Linked DNA regions of Mus musculus: regions 1, 3, 4, 5 and 6 are each linked to region 2. The links are chromatin loops, found by intact Hi-C in ENCODE. Cell type or tissue: heart. All regions are shown on one strand.

Region 1 (5,000 bases), 49 kb before region 2:
TGGCTGAAAAGCAAACACAGAATCTCATCCCGTGATTGGCTAGTTGTAATAGAACTAAAACTCCAGGTCTTATATATGTCTCTGGTAAAAAAAAAAAGTGGGGCCACTGATTGGAAAATATCGGGGTCCTGCCAGTTGTGGTGGGAATATGCAGAAAATCCTTGATGAAACTGGAGATGTTGAACCCCTATAGCCTTATGAATCTTTATGAGTTGAAGCTGCTTCCCCACTTACAATGGAATTTGGGCTCCCACTTTCAGCCAACACGACCACCCATGAGCTGACAGAACGATTCTGTTAGACTATTCCATACTGCACTGCTTCTTATTAGACAGTGCACTTCGCAGCCAAGGAGGGGTGGCAAAAGGCCCGCGCTGTGGAATTATTCACCAGGCTTCTCACACTCTCCAAACGGAAGCGGCTGCCTTGATGAAAGGACTGAATGATGTTTTAAGGATTCGCTCATAGTGCATGTTAGGTCTGGGGCAAGGTTCTCTATACGTTCGGAATCAGTGTCCTTAAATGGTACTCTTTATTAGCCAAGACCCATCCTGAAATACAAAGTGAAGATGTCCCTGTTTGCTAGCGACTCCTAACAGAATTCTTGCTTGTGTTGCTGATGTTTTGCCTTCTACCAGGCTAGAGCGGAGTCTGTTACACACTGAGGCGTATTCCTGCCATAAGACTCAATAAGGAATCTACTGAACTGAAAGTTAGCCCTGTTCCCAGATGCTGTGCACTCCTCATAGCTCTATACCAACAAATAAGGGGCTACAGCATTGCAGGGGTGTGTTAGCTGTACTACTTAAGGGGAAATTGAACTACTGTTCTACAATGGAGAAAAGAGAGTCTAAGAAATTTCTTAACTGTGGCTCTTCATATGGCCATGCCCTGGGATTAAGGCCAATGAAAAGCTACAACCCAATCCAGGTAATACTACTCGTGGCAAAGAGCCTGCACAAACAGATTTGACCTACTCCACCAGGTAAAGAAACAGCTGGTTAGGCATCACCAGTTAGGTAAGGAAGCACTTTCTGAAGACAAGAGAAATACAGACAGCATATCAGAAGATAGTTGCGTCTATCTACTTTCCTGTCTCCAGTAATAGGAATGAGGACGATGATCAAGATTATCTCCTCCTTATTTTGTTATAAATTCATGTGTGTATACGTATCACAAGCAAACAATTTTAATTTCTTCTCTTAATGCCTTACAATGCAACACAAGGTAGACCGGCTTTCTACCCTTCAGCATGTAGTATTGCTAACTCGGTATCATGGTATTTAAGTTATGAGTTGTCAAGAGAGAACTAAGCATCGTTCAAGGACCTCATCTTTACTGTGGGAAAGATTAGGGCATTTTTTCCTATATGTGAGACAGTTGGATCATGCTAAGTGGAATTACTCTCATTATTTGGAGATTAAGTATGGTTTAAGAAGAAACAACATATAGGCTCTAAGTTGGCAGAGGGTCAACCTGTGATAATATCAGCTTGTTTGGGCAAGGGATACCTAGCCGGATGGTAAAACACTCTTTCTGATGGCTGTGAGGGTGCTTTCAGATGAGACTAGCATTTGAATTGATGGACGGAGCAAAGACAATGGAGCCCTCCAATGTGGACCAGCATCCTCCAGCCTAGTTGGTAACCTGAAGAAAGCAACAAAGTAGAGGAATGGTGGGCTCAAGCTTCCTTCTGGAGCTGAGACGACCATCTCCGTTCGCCCTGGGACATTAGCCTTGGTTATCAAGCCCGTGAGTGTGATAGGAAGCACTGCTGATTTCCTCTGGTCTGTGGATTGCAGGACAGAGCATGTAACTTTTACCCTCTAGGGTTGCATGAGCCAAGTTTCTTAAGGATCTTTGTGTGTTCTCTGTCTCTGTGTCTCTGTCTTTGTTTCTGTCTCTCTGCCTCCATCTGTCTCTCAGCGTATCTCTCTTTTCTGTCCGTTTATCTCTGTGTTTCTGTGTCATCTGTCTCTGTGTCTTTGTGTCATTCCCCCTCCCCCCACCCCACCCCCAGGAAAAAAGCCTTGGCTAATATGTAAAAGAACTACTCTCAAGAAACCCCGAGAAGCCGGGCAGTGGTGGCGCATGCCTTTAATCCCAGCACTTGGGAGGCAGAGGCAGACAGATTTCTGAGTTCGAGGCCACCCTGGTGTACAGAGTGAGTTCCAGGATAGCCAGGGCTACACAGAGAAACCCTGTCTGGGGGGGGGGGGAAGAACCCCGAGAATATGTTCCTGATAAGAAACAGTGTTGCAAGTTGTATACTCCAATAAAATGCCAAGGAAGAAATAAATGCGGAGGTTCCCAGAATATTTCCCCCCTGAGAGCCTGTTAAACAAACACAAACTCAAGCTAGGAGCACCAGGCTGTGTAGGCTTCTCTTTCCTATCCACACTGAGTAGCTCAGGGTGACTGAAGGTTCTTGTGGTCAGAGTATCACCTACAGGCTGACCAGGCAGAAACATACCCACAAGTCATACGCTGTCTGTCATATGCTCTGGTGATGTGTGGCATACAGAGAGCCAGGCATCTCAGGAATTCTTGGTGGTTGAAGTAGAGGGCTTGCCTTGCTCTGGGAACATCACTGAAGTAGAGTTCTTTGTGAGCGGATATGCATAGATGCGTGATGGTTATGTTAAGGGTCGACTCAGTAAAATCTAACATCTCCTAGCAGTCAGGCCTCTGAGTGTGCCTGCAGGGGATTGTCCTGACCACACGGATGGTGTTGGGCAGGCTCAGCCTCTGTGGGAAGCACCGTTGCCTGACTGGATCCTGCACGGGAGGAACTGAGCAACCGTACAGTACGCATTCATCCATCTTTGCTTCCTGTTTGTAGACACAATATAACCAGTCACTTGAAGTGCCTACTGCCAAGGCGTCGCTGCCAGGAAAGGCTGTATTTGGCGCCGTGAGCCAGAATAAACCCTTTCTCCTGTCAGTTGATTTTTGTCAGCATATTTTATCACACAAACAGACAAAGTAACTAAGGCAGACAGCAACAACCTGGAATGTTTAACCCAGAACTTTGATGAAGATCAAAGGAGTTGTTGAAAAGCTTGAACTTGCCCTTGATCCAAAGAGAGTAGACTCTGAGGGCGGGCAGGCCACCCTCTTTTGTAGGACCACAGGAGGAGAGCTAGGTGTGCTTATACTGTTCTGGTCCAGACTGTTTGTTTACATGGCTGTTTGGCTTTTTTGGTGCTTCCAGAGGCCTGGTCTTTGCTTGCCAGTGGCTCTTCTGGAGATGGATGCTGTGATCCACTGAATTGTAACTGGAATTATCTTAGTGTGTAGTAGAAAAACCACCACGATATCTCAGATTTTTTTTTCTCTTGGAGATTCTCTTTTTAAAGCTCTTGGTTACCTGAGAGGAAGCTTCATGCCCAGGGTATGAAGAGAATTGCTAACGAAGCCCGGAGATAGACAGGGATAAGGCACACTAGTAAGTCAGTGCTTGGTCACAACAAAGAGCACGGATTAGTGGGTCTCTGGGAAGAGCTGTGTCTTAAACTCCCAAGGGCCCCCTCCAAGTTGCCTGGGAAGATGCGACTTAGCCACATCTTAATCCTATCTGGGGCACTAGCACCCAAGCAGAGTCCTGCCTAAAGTGGAATGCTGCTATTCCTGGGGTAAGGAACGCATATCGTCACCGGCTTGGGTTGTTTTGGTGCCTGAGAGTGTGACCTCGTGTGCGACAGAACAGTCACTCGGCTTCCAAAACGGATCCTGTGATATCACTAAAAAGAAATGTCATGATTCAGCTTTGTAAGTGATGACTATTTTAAGTGTGTGTGTGTTTTAATTTAAGATAGTGTACACAATCAAGCTACATGGACACAGTCTTTATATATCAGACACCTTGTAACTGAATTCTATTAGTTCACATAGCAATAATAGCACTTGCTTTTTAAATACATCTGGCATATCTTTTAAACTAGTCATTTGTAACAGTAACCCAATGAGTGACAATTCCCAGTTTATAGAGGGAGGGTAGGAAACAGGCATACAAGTGGTGGTTTTTGTTCCCCAGTGGTAAGTGGCAGAGATGAAATTTAGTCTCTGTGTTGTCGACATGTCATTAATATGCCTTACGCACGGGTGAGAATTTACAGCAGTGAGCAAAGGTTTGGGGCTCATCTCCTCCTCCATAAAAGGTCTAACAAAGGGATTCGTCAACAATGCAACAGTGATAGTTTGGGATGGACCAGGGGCATACACAGTCCTTATTAAAGTCACTGTAAGAATAAATGAAGAGAACATTTAAAATAAGAGCAAGGAGAGACGGCTCTGTATGTGACAAAGAAGAACTGAGCTTACAGGAAAGGCATACATGGCTCTTCTCATAGAAGAAAATAATCTGAGCATGTTGCCCACTAAAGCTGAACTGTGATCATAGACTACAGTCTTTGAACTAACCAGCACTTAGTGCCTCTTTTGACCTGATGCATTTCTGAGCCAGGGTCATCAGTGAGAAGAGACAAGAGACAGTCACAGCATCACTTTTGGAATTTTCTGTGCGAGAGGATGCTCTTCCTTAAATGTGTCAGTTCTGGCCTCAGTTTTTACCAAAACTCAGATACCAGTTGGTCCATACTATGCTTCTGCCTCGGCAATAAAGAGCATCTTTGTGGAGTACTGAATCCAACTGACCCTGGGTTGAAACCTCTGAAACCATGAACAGGATCTAGCCTTTCTTCTTTTCAGTCCCCCCCCAGGGTTGTTTGTTTGTTTGTTTGTTTTTGTTTTTCTTCATTCTAACAGAAAAGTTGCCCAACTTACTAGAGCATTCCTGTTCTGTCTTTTATTTCACTCCAGTCATTAGTTTATCCTGCTTTTTTGTTATTCTATGTATGATTGTCTTTCCCATTAAAGTTATAAGCCCCTTACTTTAGACGTTTTAGTCCTTTCTTTTTAACACTTTCTACTGTGGCTAACACAGTATGAAACTCTCAGTAAATATTTGCATGATGGTAGTCCAGGCCTGTGTGTGCCTG
Region 2 (5,000 bases):
TTTCAGAACCAAGTTCTTAACTACTACATGCTGCATGCTTTCATATATGCCCATAATTTATGGGTAAATGCATGTTTTAATTTTTCATTTGATAATATAAAGACTCAGAGTTAAATTTTTTTCCTTAGAGAACTCTAAGGATTAATGTGACCCCTTGAAATTATCATCCAGTTCTCAACCCTTAAACCAGTTGCTGTTCCTAGAGTCATCTCAGCACAACACTCTAATTTCTTATCCTTTTGGTTGGGAGCCCAGGCTTCAGTGATTGAGCCATGTCTCCAGTCCTAGCTTCTCAAAGTACAAAAACATGTCTTGATCCTACCCGCAGTAGTCTCCATTGCCCTCAGATATTTTTCAGAGTATTGTACTGTACTAGATGATTAATGTAAAAGTTCTGGTTATTACCAGAGATGGTCAGAGACACACCATGTAGACACGTGGAAAAAGTAATAGCGTCGTTGGCGGGATGGCTGTGCACACCTTTAATCCCAGCACTGGGGAGGCAGAGGCAGGTGGAGCTCTGTGAATTCGAGTTCATCCTTGTCTATAGAGCGAGTTCCAGCACAGCCAGGGTGACACAGAGACATTGTCTCAAACAAACCCCACAACACAACCAACCAGCAATCAAAAGGCACAGGTGGGTAGGAGTTAATGTCGTTATCTCCCATGGGAAGAAGGACAAAGGCGGAGAGTTTGCTGTGGTAGACTGAAGGAGTAGAGAAGTGTAGGGCGTTGGGTCCCGAGTCCACTCTGCAAGACCACTTGGGTGAGGCGGAACTCGGGGAGTTTGACCTCACTGATCCTATGCCCTGCCAGGCAGATGCTCTACTGTAGGGAAGCCCTAAGGCACTGCTCCTCCATGGCAAATCCAGAGCTGGCTCAGGGGTCCCTGGGCCTGTGACAAGGCGGGGGCCACGGGGTTCTCAGACTCTTGGACATTCAGGCACCACTGGGAGTCACAGAAGAGCTGAGAACAGATTGGGGGTCCTTGGGCTGTGTCTAGCTGAGTGCAGAGAGGCCTTCTACAGGAGACTTGAAGGCCTTCTCCATGGCTCTACAAGGCAGATCTCAATGAAAAGAGGCAGTCTGTGGTTTTGAGGCATTTATTGTCATGGTGGAAAGTAGATGGGTAAAGTCATACCCCACTTCTCGGGGTGGGCCTGAGATTAAATATCTTTTGCAAGGAGGGATGTCTGGGAAGGAAGTCTTGTTGGCAATCTTCTCCAGGCCTCTGGGTACTTCAATATCATGGAGATCTCTGTCTTGAGCCTGTGTCACCTGTGGTTGCATCTCTTTTCCTATTGTCTTGGTCTGAGATGTTAGGGATGCCTCATCTACATGGGGAAGGGCTTGGGGTGTTGCCCTTGTGTGACTGATGGCCACAAATCTATGGGGGGGCTGTGTCTATGTGACAGGGGCCTGGTGCCTGAGAGTAGACAAAGCTCCTACTATGCTTTAAGGATCTCCAGGGTTTCAAACCTTTTAGCTTGACTGAGGACTAGGCTTCCTCTTACGGTCCACTACCCCATGGAGAAGACGGGTATGGTGGGGAGCGCTCTTGTTAAAACCCTGAAAGGGAATCTTCATGCAGCACCTCACTGAAACTCCTGCTGCCCTCGGGTTGACAACTGTCAGAAAACATTGTCTGTAGACGATGTTTGGAAGTTGTAACCAATTTGGACTTTAATGGAAGGTTTTAAGAAAATTACAAGTAGCAACTAAAGAGGCAGGCATAGGTAACCATTTGAGCTTTGCCTTTGGCAATGTGTATCCATTTAGGTTGTGTTCATGTTTCTTTGGCAGCTGTTTATGTACGTGCTTATCATGGCTATTTACTACTGGCTTTGACTATAAATGAAGACAAATTAGAAAGCATGCCAAACCTACTCGATAGCACCCCTCCCCAACACAATAAAGCACTTTTAGCTGGTGACTCAAACCTAATTATTTCCCAAGCACCAAGCACTATCATACCCCAAACTCTCCATTAGTTGTGGATGGATGTAAGAGTCCCTATGGTCTAGAATGGTAGAACAGAACAGACAATATGGCCTGCCACTGCTATCACCATGGGAACTAAACCCTGGTCTTACAGAGCACAACCGAGTTCACTGCTCCACTGTTAGTTGGATGTGCTTGGGCAAGCTCCCTCCACATCCTTTTCTATAAACAGGGTCAATGACAACAGTGCTGCTGTGAAGGCTAAATGAGATAATACATCCACAGTGCCGAGTGTGTCTGCCGTGTCTACCAGCTCACCAAACGTGAACCTGCAGTGGCTGAGGCTTTGCTATGGACAAGCATGTCTGACCAAAGGTGGACCTTCCAATGTGGTGGAGTCACTACACCTCTGTTATCTGGAAGGTGAGCTGTTCCAGAGAGGCAGTGTTCAGACTGTGGGCATGGAGCACTGCCCTCTACTGGAGATACTTCTTCAGCATGCCAAGGACTGTTCAACTCCTCACTCACTGTTTGTTACACAGCACAGGGGGGTGGGGGGGAGAGCCTTCTTTGTAGAGAGTGGCTCAGCCCATGGTAGATCATTGTCCCCATTTTCCAGTGCTTGGGGGAGGCAGAGGAAATCCTATTCTCTGCCAGTCTCGGCTCTTCATCTGCTTTTAACTAATATGGAGTCAGCACAGGTATTGATTTTTCTGCTTCTATCTGACTGCATTCATCACTCATTTTATATTACTGGAGAGTCCATTAGCAATAAAAATAAAGAATTGAGGTTACAAAACCCATTAGCAAAACGCACTCGTTATATCTCTGGGACAAGGGAAACAATTAAAAAGCAAGTCAGCTTATAAACATCCTAATAGAGTTATCAGAAGATCAAATAGACCCAGAATGTGATTATGGAACGAAATTCTCCCGATCGGTCATTTAGGAGGGGATGCCCCAGCAGTCTAGAACACCTGTGGTGTGTGGGTGACTGTAAGGGAGACTCAGGAGGACAGGCTAACATCACATGACAGAGACTCAGCCACAGGCTCACGTGTGAAGGAATTTCAGACACATCATAGCAGATTAATGATTGCAGTATACTTTAATGAAATTTTATCTTTCAGCTTAGTCAGTTCTCTACCATAAGGATGAAAGACTGTAAGATTGGTTTACCACCTAGCTTTATTGTGCACTATAAGCGAAACCATCATGGTCATATACATGGACGCTTGCGTTGTTTCCTCCAGATAGATTCCCAGTAACTTCCCAATTAGCATGTTTTCCTAAGTCACACTGATATTTAATCGAGAGCAAAGCGGATGTCCTCTCTTGCTGACCTCTGATGTCACAGCACTGCTGCAGCTCTCGGATGACGTCATTTAACACTTCTTTGCCCTCTAATGTTACTTAATACTGCCGTTGTTCTCTGGCAATGTTAATACTGCTGGCCAAGCCTGCCTTCTTTTCCTGCTTCCCAGGGTACCTCCCGTCCCACCTTCCTCTGGCTGTGCTCTCTCGGTCGTTTTTGTATACATCCCGTGTAACCTAGGGCCTGGTTTACAGAGTTTAATATAGACAGAGCATTCTAGACGCAATGCTTCTGTGCACAGTGCCAGCGTGAGCTCACGGCATAGAAGCTGAGTGATGGCTTCTCTTGCTGAAAATGTGTCAATAATAACTGAAGATCTGAGGCAAGGATTCCCCACAAATGCCTTGGTCCAGTGCCTGCCTCCCTTCTCCACTCCATGCCTCTATCCATTTCTCATTTGCTCTGCGACCCCCTTCTTGCTTCCGTGTCTCTTAATATTCCCTCTGCCTGTGTCTGCCTGACATCATCCTGCTCATCCTCTGTCTCACAAAGGCCTTTCCTAAGCACCTAGCAAGGTTAGATTTCCTGATGTATCATCTCCAAGTTCCTTCTCCGATGATTCTGCTTGCTGCACTTTCTTAAGGCCTGGCCCCATGGGTTCCCAACACTTGTGGGCCTGTGTCAGAATGTAATACTAGAATCCAGTGGCTGCTCAGGCCACGGGCCTTTGTATCACCTCCCCCCATTTCACAGAAACCAATAGGCAGCTGGAGTCCCTAATGAGTGGGCTTCCTCAGGACCAGAATCTCTCACTGGTGAAGTGACTTTATATTAGAGAGAATATGGCTACACATATACTGTTTCCTCTGGCTTCCCTGCTTCCGTCCCGAGAGTCAGAGAGCCTGGTTGCCGCTTGTGCTATAAAATCTCCTCTGCCCTCTATAAAAAGACCCCTGGTTCTGCTGTCAAATGGTGAGGCGCAGAGTGCAGAGGCTAGTCTGCCCCTCACATTAAGCAGAGACATTGTGCTCTATAGTAAATTCCTCCAGTTCTTCTAGATCTTTCCAGGCGGTGGTGGCTCACCCCATAGTATCTGACTTGCCTTTTAGCTCCTACTCCACCAAAAACCTTTATAACATATGGGCTGGTTGTGATGGTTTCTGATGCTATTCTAGGTCCCTATTTGCTGTCCATCTCCTCCGGAGGCAGTTTTACTGGTCTGGGTTACTTGCTGGTGAAAGAACCCAGACATTCACCCCAGATGTTCTAAACTCCTGACGATCATATTTTTATCACCTCTGATCGCCTCTGGTGATTGTGCCTAATGTTGAAGGAGAAATAGGTACAAGTTCCAAAAGGGGCCACTGGGCATACTAATAAAAGGGGCCACTAATTCTGCCACGGATGCCAAGGGCTTAGAGTATATTGTGTCTCAGATGGTAGGCCTGGCCAGGCTTCATAGGTGAGGAGATTACAACCACCCAAATGTAAATCAACCCAGTGAGGACAAATTGATGTCTCTACTTGTACCCAGGAGTGAAAGGTGTCTGTCTGGTATGATCAACCTGGACCAGTGAGTGGTTGGTCTCTTTGAAGGACAGCATTTCATCAAGCCTTGCAGACTCCCAACAGGAGCAGCATCTGAATCTTTCCACCTTCCTTCTAATTGCTCTCTCTTAACTCTCAGATCCCTGACCATAAACAGGCAGAGGCATATTTGCTAATGAGACATCTCTAATGATCT
Region 3 (5,000 bases), 86 kb before region 2:
TCAGGCCAGCCTTTGAAGCAAACCAGAAACTAAGTCTCTGAAATCCGATGGAGGTTTAAAACCAAGAGCAGTGTCGCTTGAGAGACCAAGGGTCTCTTTCTTCCTTGTTAAGACTGGATCCATACCAGAGATGCTAAGCAAGAGCTAATCCAAGTGAAATCAAACTGCTCCCAGCAAAACTGATTGGCCTGGGCCCTTCTGTTGGCATCGAAGGAGGCTGCATCACAGATTCAGAGGAATAGAGTTCCCAGTCACTAATGAATTACTGCATCCCATTGGCTGGGCTGACCATGGGCACAGAAGTGCAGGGCTGGCTTGAGAGAGATTTGAACGTGAACCTGACCATCTGGCACCCTGTAACTCACTTTGATCACAAAATGAATTGCAACAAATTGAAGAGCACATGGCTCGAGTTAATTGTCTCATCTGTAATCTGAACCTACTTTTAAGCACTTATTATTACCCTCCATCAGGTGGAAACATTTCCTCCCATCACGGCAAAGTGCATTTTCCTGATGAACTGTAATGGATCATTAAATTCCATATCTGAATAACAATACTTTGCACTTATTCGGTGCCTTTCATCCTGGGATTTCAAGGCAGTTTGCAAATAATTAAGCCCCTCACACAGCAGCCAGAGGTGAGTGGCTGGAAGGGAATTGCCTGAAGATTCTGAGTCAAAGGGCATAATTCAATGGAAAGAGAATACACCGCAGCCTCCCAGGCAGCCTCCCAGACACCGGTAGCACTGAAAGTAAATTAGGGGCTATTTGATTCCCTCCGACTCTTTCTGCCTCACTCTTGCTCGGTGGCAGATTCTGACACACAACACACAAAGCACTAAGAACTACCTACCAGGGGTGCTTACAATCTAGCTAGGACACTTAGACATCATACACCTGAGGAGGAAAACAGATCTGTACGAACTGACATTCCAACCCCCTTGATAGTCAAAGAATTTATTCAAACATTTAGATTACCATGTGGCAAACCTGAAGCCCTTTAAAATACAAAATGTAAATATTAACCAAACTATTTTATGGTGGCAGATCTCGTTTCTGGACCCTACCCACCTTCATTTGAATGACTTTGGGTTTCAAACATAGCAATTAGTGCCAAAGTGGGTGATCAATAGTTTTAAAGTACAGAACAGGAGAAGCCATACAAAGTTTTGTGGTGATTATAAGCGCCTGGAAAACTGAATTACAATAGAGACACTGACAGAACGTTCACTGGAACAGTTTGGCTGCAACACTGTGAATTGGCAAGACTAATTCTAACAAGATGTCTTTTTTTTTTCCACCACGTTTATTACCTGCAAGAATGAAAAGGGCCGACCACTGGCAAGCTGTTAGAGGCTCAGGATGGGATGACCTCACATTTTAAGCAAGTCGCCCGCTGCCTTGCAGAAATAGCCATCTCTTCAAGAGGAGGGGCATAAGGCAGTTCAAGCTTAGCTTTTCTAGTCAGCCTGAGCTTTAGCGGCACAATTTCCTACATGATACATTTTAATGATCTGAGAAAACCGTTATCAGAGTTAACATCTCTAATTTTACTCTTAAACAGACAAAAGCAAAAAGAAAAAAGAAAAAAAAAGATCTCATTAGGCAGTATCTCCGCCAAGGTTCCCACTAGGCTAGGAAGCATTTTTATCTAAAGTAATTACCCTTTTTAGTTAAATACACTCAGCAGATGAAATTAACAGAGTGAGAGACTATGACACTAGACAGCGAAGGTGAAAATCCAGGAACGCGTCGCCTGGCCGCCCACAAGCCCGCTGCAAGTCGCAGTTGGGTCTCTGGGGTGGGACGCTCCAGCCCCTCTCGTTCCAGGAGGCAGCGACAGCAGTGGCTGGACCCGCGGAATGCGAGGAGCATCTTGTTGGGTCACACACAAAACCACCCGGACCACAGCCTGGCAGGAACTTCGCCCAAGTTGCCAAACTTGCATGAATACAAGAGGAGGCTGGGGAGATTCAATGTGCCCACGACCCCGGGGGCCTGGGATGTGCGGCTCTTCAGACACGCGCCGCCCTGCGGGCTTCCTCTAAGTTCCGCAAATCCTCGCCCAGCCCAGATGCTGAATCAAGTCCTCTCTCGCGGGCACCTGGGGTAGTCCATGAGCGCCGCCCGCCGCCCTCTCGGTGCCGCTCGCTCCTGAACACCCGGTGGGTGGGTGAACTGCGAGGGCCGCGGTGCGGGGAGGTGCAGCGAGTTGTCCCTTCCTTAAACTCGACTCTTGGGTGGAGCCCTGGGGATTGAGAGACTTGCACACAGGTGTGGATGTGTGTTCTAGGGCCTTGGGGAGAAGGCGGTTACAAGGTGTCCCCTCTTGGAAGCCCTGAGCTCCCCTGGGCACGTCTGCGCCCGAGGACCGGGGCTGCCTCTTTCTAGCGCCCGGCGCGGTCATCCGAGCCACCCTGCGGCGGCTGACAGCTGAGCGCACAGCCACAGAGCCGCAGGGCCACAGAGCCGCGGTCTTCGCGGAACGGCCGCGCGCGGGGGTGCGGTGGGCAGGGAGGGACCAGGCCACCCGGAATGGCCGGAGCGCGGGCTGGGGCCGGAGGCAGGGCCATGGGTCTGACAGCTGCTGCGGCTCCGGCGGCGCTGCTCTCCCCACCCGCCCTCCCGCCCCACGACTGACTTATTACCCTCGGCTCCTCCTCCCCCTGCTGTTCCAAAACACCCGGCGACGCGAGCAAAATACAATGCCGCCTCGCCCGCCGTAAACAGGCAGGCGGGAGAGCGCGCCCCGCCGCCGCGTCCTCCGCTCGGCTCCCACCCCTTTCCCGTTCCTAGAAAATGCCATAAGGCGGCCGTGGGCGGGGAGCGGCCGTTCGCCCTCCGGACTCGCTGCCCGCCGCGGCCCCACGCCGCCCGCTGCCCCGCTCGCCCGCTCCCCGTGCAAACTTGCCCCGCTGCGTCGCCTCGGCCCCGCGGCCCGGTCGGGCACTCACCTTCCCGGGAACTTTCGTCCCCCTGCGCCGGTCCTGCCCGCGTCTTCCCAGCCCGCAGCCCCCTCCCGGCCGCCGGCGTGGTGGGCGGTCCTGGGGTCACTGAGAGCAGGCGGAGGGGATGCGCATCACATGGCAGCTCGCTCGCTCGCAGCCCCCCGAGTCCGGGAAGGGGGAGGGGAGCGGCGCGCGCGGCGGGGGCGACGGGGGAGAGGGGGGACGCGGGCCGCGAGGGAGGGGCGGCGGGCGAAGCGGGGCGCAGGGGCGACCGCAGCCCGGTGCGCGGCCGCGGGGCTGGCTGCTGAGGCGGCGGCGGCGGGGCTGCTGGCTGCGCCGCGCGGCTCGCGCTCTCCCGGAACGCCCACACTCTCAATCGCTACATTGTTGACATTCGGCGCTGACGTCACCCGCTCCCCATTCACAATAACTTTACGGGAGCGGGGCAGCGCACCTCCCCGGCCGCTGGGGCGCGGTACGCCGGGTGACTGGCGTAAGCTTCTCGGCGAATGGCGCTCTCGGGGCTCCGGCTCCGGCTGGCGGGCGCGCGCTTCGCCGGCTGGCTCGGGGAGGGGGCGCGCCTCTCGCCGCCGCGGACGCCGGGCTCCAGGCTTTGTGCGGGCCGCGCGGCCCGAAGAGCCCTGTCTTCCCCGCCCGGATGACTTCCTAGCTCCGCCTCTCTTTGCCCGGGCCTTGAAAGTCAGGGCTTGTGGGGCTAGTGGGGTTGGGAGAGCTGCGAAGGCCAGTGTGGCACGTGGGGAGGTCGCCAGAGCCATGGGCACTTCATCAAAGGGAAAGCCGACCTGGAACCTGACATTCCGCGGCCGACTACAGCTTCCCTGAAGGAGCTGGACAAGATGAGCCATGAACCCTGGAAAGCTGAATCAGGCCCCCTTTTATGGGAAGTGGGCCTTGAGAAGAGCAGCTCCCTACCCAAGAAGAGTTCTTTAAAGGCCTACCCAATGGAGGGGGACCTCCAGCCACCAAGAGCTATATATTTCCCAGTCTAAAAGATCTTAGAGTTTCTTTCCATCTCCTTAACCTCAACTTCCACTGAGTTTCCACAGCTGTCACTTGCTTGCCCCTCTGAATGCTGTCAGGTTGCTGTTGCCCCTTTAAGCCACCATAGGCTTGGTGTCAGGTAGTTGAAAATTTAAAGAAAGTAATTAGGACTTAGGTTGAAGGTACATTTGCAATAAAGTAAGGTTGTGTTAGTTGCTGTGCTGGTGCCTGCAACCTCACCCTTTGCCAAGGCCAGGAAACTGCCATGTTTCCCTAAGCACCTATAACTTGCTCCCCTACCCTGTGTAGGGCAGCGTTTCATATTATTACACGTGGTGCTGGCTTTTAATGAAGATTATAAAACTTTGGCTGGCTCTACTGAGAGAAGGATCATAAATCCCCCTGTAAAATGGGCATTGGCATATGCCGAGGAAGCCAGGAAGCATCGCTCTGGGAGTCTTGTGATACCATCCAAAGTGTTGCTCCAGCCGCCCGCACTTGAGGACTTAGTAAATGTCTGGGTGGAAAACTAAGCAAGAGCCCCGTGTAGGGTGACAGTGCCTACGCTAGTTTTTTCTAACTGCTGTCCCACTTTCCTGGGTACCCGATTCTGGTTTCAGGTGAGGCAAAGACCGGAGCTCTGGGTCTTATTTTCCTGTCTTGTCCCCTTTGAAACAAACGCTGTCCGTGGCAAGTTCTACCCAAATTCCCGGCAAGGACATAATGCCAATTCTGGCCTGCATTGCTAGATAGTTTCTTACAGCCATGGGTAGTTCTTAGGGTGGTTCTCATACTTTAAAACATGTATTGGTTAAAAGTTTTATGCATTTTTAAAATTGTATTAATTAACTTACTAATTTGATTTTTCGAGACAGTTTCTATGAGTAGACTCCTGGAACTCACTCTGTAGACCAGGCTGGCCTGGAACTCAGAGATCCACCTGCCTCTGTCACCTGAGTGCTGGGATTAAAGGCGTGCACTACCATGCTGGGCTAAGCTTTATGCATTTTAATAGCATCAATAAATGTTTTCTTATATGAGCCAGGCT
Region 4 (5,000 bases), 98 kb after region 2:
TTTGTTGCTGTTTGTTTGTTTGTTTGTTTATATGAGTACACTGTAGCTGTCTTCAGACACACCAGAAGACGGCATCGGATCTCATTACAGATGGTGTGAGCCACCATGTAATGGTTGGAAATTGAACTCAGGACCTCTGGAAGAGCAGTCAGTGCTCTTAACCGCTGAGCCATCTCTCCAGTGCCCAAACCTGAATCCTTTAATGATAATACATTTCTCTGTTGGCAGCTGAGCACACACTTAAAATGTGCACGCACATGCGTGCACATACACACATACACTGAGATGTGCACCCCCACCTCCACACACCTTCACATGTGCACACATACACACATCCTTCTACACGCATGCATACACTTACACCGCCCCCAGCCACACCCAATCACACACACTCCAACAATCTGTAGTCTCAGAAAGTCAGTGACCATGAGCTATGATGACCACTAGATGGCAGTCTAGAAGCCACTTTCAAAATTGCTTACCTGTTCAGAGACAAATTGGGAGTGACGTTTTAAATAAGAAAAGGAAAAAGAAAGCTAAAAGTGAAGAAATGAATGGAAAAAAGAAAAAGGACAAGAAAGGAGACTGGAAATGTATCACAGTTGGTACAGTACTTCCCTAGTGTGCTCCAGCCCTGGTTTGATGCCTAGGACCATGTAAACCAGGTTATTGCTGTAATCCCAGCATTAAGGGGGTGGAGGCAAGAGATCGGGAGCTGGGAAGGGAAGGGAAGGGGGAAGGGGAAAGTGGGAAGGGGGAAGGGGAGAGAGGAGGGGGAAGGGGGAAGGGGGAGGGGAGAAGGAAGATCAATCTACTCTTGCCAAAGTTATGCATTTCCAGGGAATAAAATAAGCTTGCAAGTACCCCAGATCAGTATTTAACCAGGAAAGACGGACTCTCAAAGGGAAGGGTTTCCTCTAACCCCTACCCACAGTGCTCTCATCTTGTTCTGACACAGACTGGTAGAAGCAAGTCATGAGCACGCACGTGGGTACCGAACCCAGATGAAGATGTGCAGTTCTGGGCTACATTTCCACGAGTGGGACTAACGTCAGCAGGCTTATGCTATCTGAGCTTCCAAAGGATTCTAGGATCTAAGCAAGCAGGGCTCAACCCAGAGGCACTGAGGAGGAGGGCCACTCCCCTGATGAGAACCAGAGTTGTCAGAACTGAGTGCAGAGATCAGATTTTCCCAGCCCTTTCTCTTTATCTGGAGCACAGTACCCCGTCCACCCCCACCCCAACCCCACCCTGAGCACACACACACCTTCACTTGGGATCAGAGCCCAACCATTACTGAATTCCTTGGTCTTCAGGCTGGCCCCATCTGACCCAGTGTCCCCTGGACTGGAACTTATAGAAGACTCCTGTTTGGTGGACGTGGCTAGGCATACCTGCATTTGGACTTCATCAAAGCATTCTGAACTAGAACTTAGGATCGGTAGGCACAAGGGACAGGATTCTGTCACAGGGTCCTGTGTTTTATATATGTATGCATTGAGACAACAACAGTTTTCACTCAGGCAGACTCGGTTTAAAATTCAAGTGCTTGGAACAAGCGCTAGTTGTTATTGAGTGAATGAGGTAATCTTCATAGAGAGTTCGGCACAGCACTTACTGTTTATGTAGTACGTACTAATACTTATAATACTAATAATTATAACTCTGCTTGGGGCATACGTTCCCAGAGTAGCTTGCTCAATTACCCTCAGAGATGTTCTCCTCTGGAACAAGGTTCTTAGGATCCAGTTGGGGGAAATTTTTGCTCCTAGAGAGAGAGAGAAATGGCTCATTGCTGAAGAATGCTTGCTATTCTTCCGGGGAATCCCATTTTTCCGAGAGATTCTAATTTAGTTCCCAGCACTCGTGCCTTGCTGCTCAAAACCTCCTGTATCTTCAGTTCCAGAAACGCTAGCAACCTCTTTTGCTATCCATGGTCACGCACACACATGTGATGTACATACACACAAAAACATACATTTTAAAAATCGCTTCTAGGAAATTCCCTACTTCTGAATCGGGATTTTCCTTTGAACATCTGGTCCCGACAGGGAAGTGATTTGGATGCTGGTGACCTGGATGGAGCTCGTAGAATGAACCCACTGATCCAGGGTGCCGGAAGTCAAGCTTTTTTCTCAAATCCCTATAGTCAATTTCCCAGAAGGCTCCACGGTGTTATCTCCCCAGCAAAACGATGAAGCCTCTGGAAGGGGCTGGAAGTGCAGTGGAAAGTCCAAGTGGCCCAAAACATCGAATCAGACACCAGAAACCCGAAGTTATGGAAGACAAAAAAGAAACAAAAACAAAGCCAGCCTCATTAGTAGCGCTGGCTGTCGCTACCCTGTCAATAAAGGGCCTTTGAAAGTCTGTGCTTGTACTGCCATCTAGTGGCTAGAGAAGGCATGGCTGGAGCCGGTAAGGTCCCGGGCCGTGCTATGTGAAGGTGGTTCATCTTCCTCTTGAAGAATTTATGGATAGGCATATTGTCGGAAGCTTTTAATGATTATTCTCTAATTTTGCTTCATAGTGTCTGCAAATCACTGACAAATTTGTATGAGAATCATAGAACAGGGGCAGTTTACGCATCCGGCGGTCCAGTTGGGGTCTAGTTGGCAGAGTGTCTTTGGGGAAGGGAAAAAGCCCCGTTTCTCTTGGAGCACGGGAATCCGCAGAAGCAACGGCGTTGCCTCAGTAGCTCCGTGCTGGCCTAGCGTGAAGGAGGCCACTCACTATCTCCAGGTAACATCTTTGTGTCCTCAGCCCTCTGGTCTCTGACTTACTTGTAAATGCATGTCCCTTGCTTCCCTTTTAACTCCTGCTATCACGTTTAAAAATCCCTCATTTGAGTCCTGAGGGCTAGCAGAAAGAATGGAAACAGGCAACCTCAGGAAATAGGAGGTTAGGGGGACCCCCCAGAATATACCAGAGACCTGGGAAGTGAGAGACTCCCAGCACTCAAAGGGAGGGACCTTAGATGAAATGCCTGACAGTAGGGAGAGGAAACTTATAGAGCCCCCCCTCCAGCAGGAAGACAGGACATCAAGTGAAAGATGGGGTTGCCATTCCACAGTCACATCTCTGACCCATAATTGTTCCTGTCTGAAAGAATTACAGGGATGGAAATGGAGAGGAGCCTGAGGAAAAGAAGGTCCAGTGACAGGCCCAAAGTGGGATCCAGCTCAAGGGGAGATCCCAAGGCCTGACACTATTACTGAGGCTGTGGAGCGCTCATAAAAAGGGACCTATCATGACTGCCCTCTGAAAGACCCAGCAAGCAGCTGAAAGAGTCAGATGCAGATATTTGCACCCAACCAATGGGTTGCTGCTGACCCCTGTTGTTGAATTAGGGAAGGCTGAAAGAAGCGTAGGAGAATGGTGATCCTGTAAGAAGACTAGCAGTCTCAATTAATCTGGACCCCTGAGATCTCTCAGATACTGAACCACCAGCCAGGCAGCATACACCTACTAATATGAGGCCCTCAACACACATACAGCAGAGGACTTCCGGGTCTGTGTTCATTCAGAGATGATGCACCTAACCATCAAGAGACTGTAGTTTAGACGTCAGGTGGGGTGGGGGATGGGGACATTCATGTGGAGACATGGGAGTGGGGAGGAGGTGTGGGATATGAAACAGTCGGAGGGGGGATGAAGGGTGAATAAAACATGGACTGTAAAAAAAATGAATTAAAGAAAAAAATCCTTCACTTGATTTCAGGGAAATATTCCTTATCTGCGGAGGCTCTCTGGATTTTAGATGCGGGCTCGTTCTCTTGAATCACTGGCCCTAAGACTATCAAATAGCGCTTTCCATGGGCAGCCTTCTCCTCAGTGGTCACACTCACAATGAGAGTTAGGCTCCAGTGTCACAGAATCTGGGCCCTGTACCAAAGTGATAGGTTCAAAAATCTCCCCCATGTGTTAAATTGCCTTTTAGGGCAATTTAAAACTTTCTTATATTTACTGACTTAAAAAAAAGAAGAAGAAAATTCAAGCCTGAGACAGCTGAATGGCTCACTGGGTAAGCCTGACACCTGAGCTTGATCCCTGGAGGGAGAGAACAAACTCATAAAGTTGTCCTCTGACATGGTCTCTCTCTCTCTCTCTCCCTCTCTCTCACACACACACACACACACACACGCACACACACACACGCACGCACGCACGCACGCGCACATGAGCACAACTGTTAGATTATTTTTACAGAGTCAAATGTAGCACTATCTCATTGTCGTCACGGCGCTACGGAGGCCGAGCTGTGAGGATCCTTAAGGCTTGCTGGCTGGGAGCCGGAGCTGCTGAGTTCCAGGTCTCATTGAGAGACCACCAAGTCTCAAAATGCAAGGTGGAGCTGGGGAGATGGCTCAGTGGATAGAGTTTGTTGCAAAAACATGAAGACCTGCCTGAGCTCAGATCCTCAAAATCTACATAAAAGCTAGACTTCAGAGCTGCCTGGCCTGTCTAGCTGAAATGACAAGGTCCAAGTTCATTTGCGACTTTATCTCTAAATAAATAAATAAATAAATAAATAAATAAAGTGTGGAGCACAGTGCTGGAGGAGGACACCTGACTTTGGCCATTGAGCTCCACACATAGAGGAGAGCGAATCTACTCACAACACACACCCTCACACAAATAAAGATGCAGGCGACCATCTCTGAGGAAAGATGCCTGAGGTGGACCTCTGATCTTTTTTTTTTTTTTTTTTCTGACTGTCCATTGGAGTTTATTTACAGACAACCCTAGGTGTAGCCTTTTCCTCTAGGATCTCTATGCTTTTGAAGTTACTTGGCTTCAGGCTTCTTGTCTCCAGCTTCGAGCTTGAGACTCTCAGGAGGCTGACGATAGGCAAGGAAAACCTCCGAAAGCAGGTCAAACTTGTGGAATTCTTGTGCCAGCTCCATTGGTTCAGTCACTACCCGTTTCACTCATCGTCATAACGTAGCTCAACATAGCCAGTGAGGGGAAAGTCTTTCCGGAAAGGATGACCCTCGAAGCCA
Region 5 (5,000 bases), 95 kb before region 2:
AAACCGCATGTTTTGAAGGGCTCACGCTGTGTTATTATTAGAAGTCACAATTCTATTGACACTGATGAGTCACCCCTTATCGACAGAAACCAAGACCGTCCGTCAGCATATGCTACAGTCACTGTGGCTTTCTCTTTATTACTGGTCAGAGAGCCCTCCTTTCCTGGAGAAAGCTTCTCCAGGCTAGCAAGAGGCTCTGTCTCAGCCCCTGCTCAGCTTTCCCTGCGCCAGCTCAGCAGCTTTGCATCATCGTCTGGGAGTCTAGGATGATCTGATCAACTCCCGTCCACAAAAGGAAGTTTATGTAGCGACCTCAGAAAAAACAGCATTTCACACTTTCTGACGAAAAACCCAAACCGGAGCTATGTAAACAAAACAGGCAGAGGGAGTCAGCTAAGTCAGGTGACAGCATCTTCCTGACCCCAGGCTAGGCGCTTTGTTTTTGTTTTCACATCAATAGCCAGCAACAGATATAAACAAAGGCTGTGGTCACCAGGGGACGACTTCACTTGCTAGTCACACCCCCTTACTGGCCCTGCCTCCTGTTTCTGCTGCCCACAGAGGGAGAAATGGGCCAAGTGTCTGTAATGCCAAGGAAGTCCACTTCAAGTTTTAAAAAGTCCTTGAGGGGGTGCTAAGTCGTTAACAGCAGAATCTCTCCTTACCCATTTGTCTGGGTTTGAAGATTCCCAAAACAATAAAGTGAAAGCCAATTCTTCCAGAAATGAGGTTGTGCCCTATGCTGTCCCTGTAGAGGCAGACATGTGCCTGCTTTTCCTACCAGCCAGAGGCTGTGCTGGGGAGACAGAGGGAAGAAGAACCCAGCCAGTTCACAGTGATCACAGACCCAATGACAGCCGACCTCCCACCCTCCCCAGGCCATGCTGGTCCTAAGCACCGCAGGCAGAGCAGCCAAGGGAGCCCCACAGCCCCGGCACATGAGTCAGCAAGGGGACTGCTGACTGCGCAGCACTGTGGCATGTACAATGCAGGGTGCAACAAAACCGGGACACACAAGAATCTCTGCACGCATGCACGCGCACGCGCGTGCGCGCGCACACACACACACAGACACACACACACACACAGACACAGAGACACACACACAGATACAGAGACACAGACACACACACACAGACACACACACACACACACAGACACACACACACAGACACACACACACACAGACACACATACACAGACACACACACACACAGACACACACACACAGAGACACACACACACAGAGACACAGACACACACACACACCACCGCCGCCCACTTATTACTTTCCTCTGTTAGAACAAAACATGCAGATAATCTACACCCTGGCTCAAAAATAAGTAATGACCAGTAATAATCAGGAGTGGTAATAAAAAAATTTAAAAAAAAAACAACTCACTCTCCGTGTTTCAATGTGTGGAACAGCTGCATTCAAATCTCCTGAGCCAGTTAATTTTAACTGGCTTTAATTTTAACTAGATTTAACTGCTTTTCCTCTCCTCTGACAAATCAAAATAGCTGCCCTATCGACCACAAGAACCGGTAACCGAAGCACAGTTCCTGTTTTTCGGAAGAGACTTGCATTCAAAGCCACATAGGAGGTGTTTAACATATGTGGGAATTGAAGTGTTGAATGAGGGAGACTGAAACTCAGACACGAACTCAGGCCCCATTGGCGGCTTGTACAGGACCATCTCATGCCAGACTCTGACCCACGTGCCTTCAGTTCTGCTCTCTCATTTAACACAGAATCCCAAAGTCCACGTGGAAGGTCTGGAACTCAGAACGCATTTCCTCAAAGCCAAGTGCAATGTGCCCATCAGGGGGCATCTCAGGACAGACCACAGACCACTCCAGCTTAAAAGTGTGCACTGGAGGTTGTATAACTTACAAGTGGGAAATACTACTGCAACAACGGCTCCAAGAAGAATGAAGACAGCCCCCAGCCCCACCCCCAACCAACCGAGTCTGGGAAAATGTCTAATTAGCAGAGAATGAAGGACCAAGTCTACTACGAGACTTCCGCACAAAGGGAAAAGAAAAGTATTGATAGTTATTCTCAATTTTAGTCCCAGGAGGAAGAGGATGAAGGGAGGAGGAGAACAAAGAAGAGAAGAGAAGAGCTGGTGACTAGGGAGAAGAGGTTGAGGTAAGGAGGAGAGAGAGCAGGAAGAAGGGGGAGGAGAAGGACTCAGGAAGAGTTGAAAAAAGGAAGAGAAGGAAAGGGTTCTGAGAGCTGTGGAGTCGGGGAAGGGACGATGGAGGTATATTTACCCTCAGGAACTAGAGCGCACTCTCCACTGAACTACCCTTGGGCAGAAAAGCCTCTCCACACCCTATATCACGGATGAGAAAGACCGAGTCCAGCACAGTTCCAGAGGCTGGCACTAGATGGCGCCACCAACTCAACATAGCATGGTTGCTGGAGGGGTAGCAAGCAACTCTGACTTCATCCCCCAGGAGTTGTTTACCAGGCAAGGGCTTTATCTAAAACAAGCACTGCTCCCTTAACCAGTCAGCCTCTCTTCATGTCCAGAGAGCACCACTGTGCTAACAGAAGAGGTCAAACCAATTCTGAAATAATTTCCTCAGTCCATTTTTATCAATGAAACTGGGGGGAGGGGAGTGAAGAGGATGGTGGAAGAAGTTGGGTGCACGGCCTCCCCTCACCATAATATTCATGAATTCAAGGATAATTTCAGAGGATGTTTGCCATTAACTGACAAAAATCCCAAACCCTTGGCCACGTTGTTTCCCCCTTGAAGATGAGTTTAAATGTCACATGACACACCTGTGACAGGCAGAAGAATTCAAATCCAGCGTCTCACAGGTGAAGCTCCCAGAATAACAGATCGTGGCAAATCAGCCATGTTTTACATCTTCATTTTACTGTGGTTGTGTCCTCTGATCAGCCTGTCTCCACTTCCTGCCGGTGCTGAGCTCCTGACGAGACCCCCTCACTCACCATGGCACAGAGACCATCAGCTGATCACCACAGTGGAACATTCCAGGCTTCCTCTCTTGCATACTTCTTTGCCTGTCTCTCGCTCAAATGCTGACATCTCACCGAAGTAGTGCACTGGGTATGCTGAGCAACCAATTTCCTCCTAAAACGCTATTTATACAATCCCTTTCTGATACTGGCTTGAGGTCAGAAGGGCAGGAACTGGCTATCACACCAGGTGGCCAAAGGCAACAGAGTGTAACCTGGAAGTGGCTGCAAGAGGATTCTGGGAACTGATGGCAACATGCCTGCCTAGCTTCCTTACAATTCTGATAAGGACTGCTGTCCCCAACGCTCGTCATCCCATGGAATGTGTGCGAAGGAAGGGTTAATTTGAAATGTGTCTACATTTTCCTCTCACTGAATGGTAATAATATCTTTCACAGATAATTTCTCTTTTTTTCCCTTCAGTTTGACTCTTCAGGGTTTATTCATTTGCATAATATGGAATCTTGAACCCATATAGATATTCTACAAATCAATGTGAGTAATTCTCCCACTAAATCAGCAGCTTTAATTTAAGCTCATCATTGTTTGCATAGAAATCTTCATGCACTCATCTGCCTGATTTTTTTAATCACTTAAAACCTCCAACACTGACACACTAAGTATCTCCGCATTTAGCTATCTCCAAATTTTGAACTCATTGCTAAAAAGAAATGAGCCACAGTACATTCATACGCTCTATTATTTCCCAAACTGAGCCTTTCCCGTGCACTTAAGGTTCAGCCAGCCCCAAGAATGCCTCTTGACTGAAGTGTCAATTTGCTGTCCAGTCCAGGCAGAGTGGCGCTGAGTAAGCACACAGCCGTGACCCTCACAAACCCCAGGTAACTGGGACACTTGCCAAGCAGAGTCCTTCAAACCCATTCAGATCTCCAGCTCAAAGTTGCAACATGCTAATCTGGCAAGATAATCTCTTCCTGAAACTGCCTCGAATGGGGACAAAGGTCACTACTTTCTCTGTCACTGCTTGCTAACATTCCCAATTAGGAACGCTAATGGAATTGGTCGTGAATGCCATTCTTCCTCTAGTGTAGAGTGCTCCCAGGGTAGAGTGCTCCCAGGATTAGAGGAATCATTGCTTACAATTTTTATCCTCTTCTCTCACCAAAAAACCTCAAATAGCAAATTCTTCAGCCATCAAGAGGCCGGAGTGTGAAGAACAGAGTTAAAATCTGAGGATGGAGAAACAGGATCCATGTTCCACCTCTTTATCTTTGGCTCTCCTGTGTTATCACTTTTACTTTCAGATGCTTAAATGCTTACTAGGTCAGATCCGAGGAACACAGTTATTAGAAAGTGAATCACGAGGCTGCCTGGAGATACACATTCAATTCAGGTTCCCAGAGAAATTGTTTTTTTTTTTTTTTCAAGTTTGTCTTTTGGATAGATGTCAAGTCAAGAAAACAGCCAGTATTTCAGAGTGAGCTGCCTAAATGTCCACTCCTGATATCAGCAACGGAGGTCCCACTGAGGGGGACACACAGCATGGTGGCCCCTGCTTGCCTCAGATATCTCCTGCCCAGTCCCTGCTTTCCCAAGCACTATCTGCTGCCATCCATGATTCTGCCCCAGGTTATTAGGACGACTGAGTTCATGCAAGCAACACATACACAGGGGAAAACAGAGGTGCTTGCGCATGCGTCCTAGGTGACCTGTCTTAAGTAGGTACTACCATTCCTTTTAAGTTAAGCTTCCAAGAAAGGCCCCAAATCATTCTTGGTAGCAAATCCTACTACCCGTCCCCCCCCTTTCTCCACCCATCTGGGAAGTTTGGGGCTTCTTAGAAGCTAGACCCACATTTTCACGAACCATCTTTGCATAGGTCTAACATATGACATTTGACCAAAGGAAACGTCCAAATAGCTTCTGGTCATTCAAATATTGTCAAACGTCGTTAAAATGCTCAAAGTAACAATGTTAACTCGAATGTTATCTTGTACTTTTTTCCAAGTAGGAACAGGAGTGTACTTTGGGCAATTAGCAATTC
Region 6 (5,000 bases), 420 kb before region 2:
GTTTATGTGTGCATGTTGACATGTGCACGCACATAAGTGCAGACCACAAGAAGGTGTACGAGGCCCTGGAGCTGGAGTTAGGGGGGTTGTGAGACGCCTACTGAGGGCACTGGGAACTGAACTTGGGTCCTCTGCAGGAGCAGCATACACTGTCAACTGCAGAGCCATCTGTCCAGTCAAATATCATTTTCTTGTTTGTATTTCTATTTTATTTTTAATTTTATGTGTGTGGGTGTTTTGCATGCATGCATCTCTGTGCACCTTGTTTGTGTGGTGCCCATGGAGGCCAGAAGATGGTGCTGGAGTCCTTGTGACTGGAATTATAGAACTGGTTGAGTCACCATGCAGGAGCTGGGAGTTGAACCTGGGACCTCTGGAAGAGCAGCCAGTGCTCTTAACTGCTGAGCCAGCTCTCCAGTCTCCAAACCTCTTTTTAAGATGAGCAAGTCATGGGAAGTACTGAAAGCAAGTAGTGATTAATACTTCTCTTATTTCCAATACAAGTAAGATGAAATATTCGTATAACCAAACAGTACAAACACACACAAGTCGGCCAGCCTGGTGGTGTATAGCTCTAATCCCAACACTCAGGAGGATTGCCATGCATCTGAGCATAGCATGGGCTACAGAGTAAGTGGGGAGCCAGTCTGGCCTACATAGTGAGACCTTGTCTCAACACACACACACACACACACACACACACACACACACAGATTATAATGTTATCATTTCCTGAGGTTCCTTTGAAGCAAATGGCATTAAAAATATTGTAAACTGTGTTAGTTCTTCCAATGTTGCAGAACTTTTGTAAGAAAGACCATGGTTTATCAAAGCCCCTGCTACAAGACACACAACCGGAATTCAACAAAATGGCCAAAGTGATCTTCTAAAGACCGATGTACAGATGGGGAAGGAAGACTGAGCCCAGCACACCTTGAAGACACTGCAGAGATGCACCAGTCAGTGAGAGTCTTTTTTACTCACACAGAACCCAAGGTGACATCCTGGGTAGGAGGAGTCAGAGCTGGGCTTTAGTTCTCACACAGGAGAGAGGTGACATCACCCCTCTGACCCTCAGTGTCCTCGTGCAAAACAAGGTACGCTTCTCAGGTTAGTGTTATGCTAGGCACTTTGTCAGGATATGGTTTTTAAAATTACGTTTTCTTTTACAGGGTAATTCTGTTATTTCTCTGACACGATGCATATTCCTTCCTTCTGATAAACACCTTGCTGGACGATGTCATGTGTTCTCGAAGTTAAGCCTTGAAGGGCACTGAGACTTGTACTTTGTCCTGTTTCACTGGCTGCTCAGTAGGGCAGACCTGGCATCTCCAGCTCACAGCACTATCCTGCCAGTTCTGTGAATGGAAGCATGCTCATTGCTTATGAGGTTTTATTTAATTATTCTGAACTCAGTTCACTCCTCTAGCTAGACAGGCCCTGGGAATGACACTCAGTTTCCATGCTTAGTGGCTGCCCCTTTTACCCGAGGAACCACCTTGCCAGCCCAGAAGTGAATTCTTGAAGCCACTGAGACCCGCAGAGGACTGTAACCCCAGCCAACACCCGATCTGAGCCAGAAATGCTCATGAGGGCCAGCTCAGTTCCTGACACACAGAACGTGTGAGAGCTGTTGAATGACCACTGCTACTGTAAGCCATTAAGGTTTAGGCACGATTCCTACTTTTAAGTCCTTCACAAGTCAAGGTAAATATTTTTAAAAGAGAGGATGGCAGGGGTGGGAGAGATGGCTCGATAGTTAAGAACACCTGCTATTCTTCCAGAGGACCCAGGTTTGATTTCCAGCACACACACACACACACACACACACACACACACACGAACATACATGGCAGCTCACAATCATCTGTGGCTACAGTTTCAGGGAATCCAATACCCTCTTCTGGTCTCTGTTGGCCCCAGACACACACGTGGTACAGACAGACATACACACAAACAACTATAAAATAGAAATAAATAAATAAAACTCCACAACAATGAAGAGAGGATATCACAACTCTGGAGGTGTCTTCTCTGTTGTTTAATTTTAGTATGTATTATTTTGTAAGAACGGCAACTATGGAGACCTGATGCAGGGAGTGGTCCTCATCTATAAACACAAGAAGTGAAGGTATGGAAATTAGGAATTCAAGGTCATCCTTAGCTACAAACTGACAAACTGAGTTTAAGGCCAGCATGGGCTACTGAAGACCCTAATTGTTTTGTGTGAAAACATTGACTTTGTGTCTGATGCAGAAGCTGAGAGCAAGCCCAGGCTCTCTCTCTCTCTAGGGCCTTGTCAGTCTCCATGGGGTTTGGAGTTCAGGTCGGTGACATTTTTAAAAAATGATTTATTTATTTTATATATTTGAGTACACTGTCACTGTCTTTAGACACATCAGAAGAGGACTTCAGATACCATTACAGATGGTTGAGAACCACTGTGTGGGTGCTGGGAATTGAACTCAGGACCTCCGGAAGAGCAGCTGGCGCTCTTAACCACTGAGCCATCTCTCCAGCCCCAGGTCTGTGACTTTTAACAGCTTCTCTCTGCCCTTCCTTGCTAAGGCGGTGCTGATGGTTTGGGAACTTCTGCAGTTACATCTGTTTCTGCAACTCCTGCACAGTTATGACCTCAGCAATCTTAGCACTTGGGAGGAGGTGGAGGCAGGAAGATTAAGGCCACCCTCAGAGGCCTGTGGAGTTCCAGGCCAGCCCAGGCTATTAGACCCAGCTCAGGTTGCTTAGGTTTTTTTCTCATATTCAATTTCTTGGCTTGGCCAGCAGATGGCAATGTAAGCCTAAATGTCATGTGCTAGGCTAACCTTTAATACTAACACCAGTCAGAGAGGCTAAACTTACAAGTGTATGTCAGTCAGGTGTGTTGTGTTACACCTTTAATCCCAGCACTTGAGAGGCAGAGGCAGGTGGATCTCTGAGTTTGAGCCTAGCCAAGGTTAAATACCGAGAGCTTGTTTCAGAAAAACTCAACCAACACCCCCACCCCTGCAAGAAACCAAAAAATTGAAAGCGGCCACATTAAATAAAGTAAAAACAAAACAAAACAAAACAATCCAGGTGAGTTTCATTTTAAGAACATGTCATTTATCCCAGTGTATAAAATATTTCTAATGTAATCTATACAAGTTATTTACAAAAAATTCAATGATGAAAAATTAAAATCTAAAGCACATTTTATTGTTCCAGTATTGTTCCACAATTCAGATGGGTCCCCACAAAAGGCTTGCTAGACATGTGTAGGACGTGCCCAGGAATCTTACAGATCTCTCAGGAAAAAGAGTCACTGGAGAAAGCATGTGGGCCTGGGTTTATTGGTGAAGAAAGCAACTTCCTGTTAGGATTCAGAGGGTGGAGTGTTGAGTCTGTGTTCTTTAAGAGGTCAAGGGTATGGCTAGTCTGCCCTGAATCTGGGAGTTATCTGTTGGTTGCATCAGATAGTCATGAGGCTCAGTCCTGGTATTTGTGCCCAGTTGATCACCATGCACAAAGGTAAGCACACTAAAGAATCATTTGCCTTTCCTAGGGCCGGGTGAAAATTCTGTCGGGTTACTTCCTAGCTGTGCACTTACTCCATGTGGCACTTACTATGCCTCCCATGTGGTGAGTGCAGGCAGGACAAATGGCTCCTTTGCAGGCTGTTGGAAAGGCCTTTGCCTGTGGGGCTGTTTCTCCTAGGCTTCCAATGATACAGTGCACTGTTTATCTCCATTTTCCAAGCTTTGGATAACAGACACTCAGATCCTAGATGGTGCCCCAGCAGCACACAGGTCGTCAGTTGGAGACATAGCACCTGGGCATCACAAAAGCTGTGCACCCTTGGGGCTCAGGGGACTTCTATTTCCACTGACAGCAGAGCCATCTTACTTCAGCTCCAGACTGTATTTGCTTACTTGCAGAAAGAAAACATGCCACAGAGCAGATCACAAGGAAAGTCTAAAGGGCTTCCGCACCGAGCGCTACTGTATTTAAAGCCATCTAGACAGCAAACACAGACCAGGTAGACAGGATGGAAGGTTGGCGGGGGAAAGGGAAAATCAACAATGGCAGTGTCAAAGTCCTTGGAGCAAAAGCAAACCACACATGGAATTTCATCAGGGATTGTTGCAATCGGGCTTCGTTTTTAAAGACGGTCAGTGGAGAAGAAAACAGTCAGCCATACATCTTCTTCTCTCTCAGGGGGAAGGGAGCCCTCACTCTTGTGCTGGGTTCTGTTTGTAGATCTGCTAGCCACACAGCAAGGAGGAACTTACACTGACCAGCAGGTGGGAGCACCTGCCTTGTTCCTCAAGGGATGCGGAGGCTCAACCTCAGCCCTCGGCTGTTTCCAAGGCAACGGGCGGGCATTCCTGGAGATGAGGGGCAGCCCTGGGCCTTTCCAGAGGAATATTTTCACAAGCTTTTGTGTGCATCCATGTACCCCACACAGGGCTGAAAACTAGGTAATGTGACAACGTCTTGGAAAGCCGACCAGCTGCGAGAAAGCTCACGCCTCTGCTCTTTCCTCCAGGAGATTAATACAACGTACACAAGCTTGTACAGCTTGCTGTTTGAGTCAGTGCTCCTGCCTAACATATCCTTCCAGACGGTACTTCTCATCAGAGGTGTTTACTCTCTGGGTCCCCAGAGACAGCACAGAGTAGACAATATGACACAATGAAACATTCTGCTAACTCTCGCCCCCACCTGTCCGAATAGCCTGCTGTTATGGCCAGTGGACTCTGGGCAGGGAGGCTGCACGGTAGACAGGCCTGGGAGATTTGTAGGCGATGAATCTCTTTAGTTGTGGACTGCTTTGGTTTTTGGTTAAGGCTTGGAGACAGAGGAATAGTCACTGAGTCAGCAGGCCAAATGTGAAAGAGGGTACTATTGGCCACTGCTGCGGTTTGCACAATATGTTCCTGTTGGTCATACCAGTCTTGCCAAAGTGCTGACTCTCTCCCTGCCTCTGGAACCCACAGGAAGTGCAGGATTAGAGGTCA

What was found. A loop is a pair of places that touch in the nucleus more often than their neighbours do. Peaks named below come from ENCODE experiments on the same cell type or tissue, not always from the same donor. Only the 100,000 strongest peaks of a DNase experiment are listed, where the experiment ranks them.
Region 1: a loop joins it to region 2, with 1.8 times the contacts of the local background. A loop is called at or near these places in 2 of 42 quality-filtered maps.
Region 3: it touches region 2 in a loop (2.8-fold over the local background); 30 of 42 quality-filtered maps call a loop at or near these places.
Region 4: a loop joins it to region 2, with 2.4 times the contacts of the local background. A loop is called at or near these places in 6 of 42 quality-filtered maps.
Region 5: it touches region 2 in a loop (5-fold over the local background); 30 of 42 quality-filtered maps call a loop at or near these places.
Region 6: it touches region 2 in a loop (6-fold over the local background); 14 of 42 quality-filtered maps call a loop at or near these places.

What each region holds. Positions count from the first base shown.
Region 1 is chr4:32,200,029-32,205,028 of GRCm38, reverse strand. No RefSeq gene overlaps it. Among named protein-coding and RNA genes, the nearest start is that of Gm42266, 16 kb to the right of the region's middle. In heart, no CTCF peak of the experiment used is centred here; no DNase peak of the experiment used is centred here; H3K27ac peaks cover 640 bases.
Region 2 is chr4:32,150,969-32,155,968 of GRCm38, reverse strand. No RefSeq gene overlaps it. Among named protein-coding and RNA genes, the nearest start is that of Gm52717, 7.4 kb to the left of the region's middle. In heart, a CTCF peak has its summit at 2,417 (motif pointing left); no DNase peak of the experiment used is centred here; H3K27ac peaks cover 547 bases.
Region 3 is chr4:32,237,046-32,242,045 of GRCm38, reverse strand. It overlaps a transcript of Bach2 not described here. Among named protein-coding and RNA genes, the nearest start is that of n-TGccc3, 9.3 kb to the right of the region's middle. In heart, CTCF peaks have their summits at 2,102 and 3,407; DNase peaks (open chromatin) are centred at 2,065, 2,555, 3,025 and 3,415; H3K4me3 peaks cover 2,823 bases; H3K27ac peaks cover 3,130 bases.
Region 4 is chr4:32,052,699-32,057,698 of GRCm38, reverse strand. It overlaps the pseudogene Gm11927. Among named protein-coding and RNA genes, the nearest start is that of Map3k7, 91 kb to the right of the region's middle. In heart, CTCF peaks have their summits at 444 (motif pointing right) and 2,390 (motif pointing left); a DNase peak (open chromatin) is centred at 2,388; H3K4me3 peaks cover 975 bases; H3K27ac peaks cover 497 bases.
Region 5 is chr4:32,245,857-32,250,856 of GRCm38, reverse strand. It overlaps a transcript of Bach2 not described here. Among named protein-coding and RNA genes, the nearest start is that of n-TGccc3, 18 kb to the right of the region's middle. In heart, a CTCF peak has its summit at 2,386 (motif pointing right); DNase peaks (open chromatin) are centred at 466, 896 and 2,396; H3K4me3 peaks cover 1,413 bases; H3K27ac peaks cover 3,265 bases.
Region 6 is chr4:32,570,094-32,575,093 of GRCm38, reverse strand. All of the region lies in intron 3 of Bach2 (BTB and CNC homology, basic leucine zipper transcription factor 2), which reads right to left. Bach2os (BTB and CNC homology 2, opposite strand) reads left to right here and starts at 3,432. Exons shown (of 5, transcript NR_026843.1): 1 at 3,432-3,510. In heart, CTCF peaks have their summits at 292 (motif pointing right), 2,790 (motif pointing right) and 4,287 (motif pointing right); a DNase peak (open chromatin) is centred at 4,903; H3K27ac peaks cover 461 bases.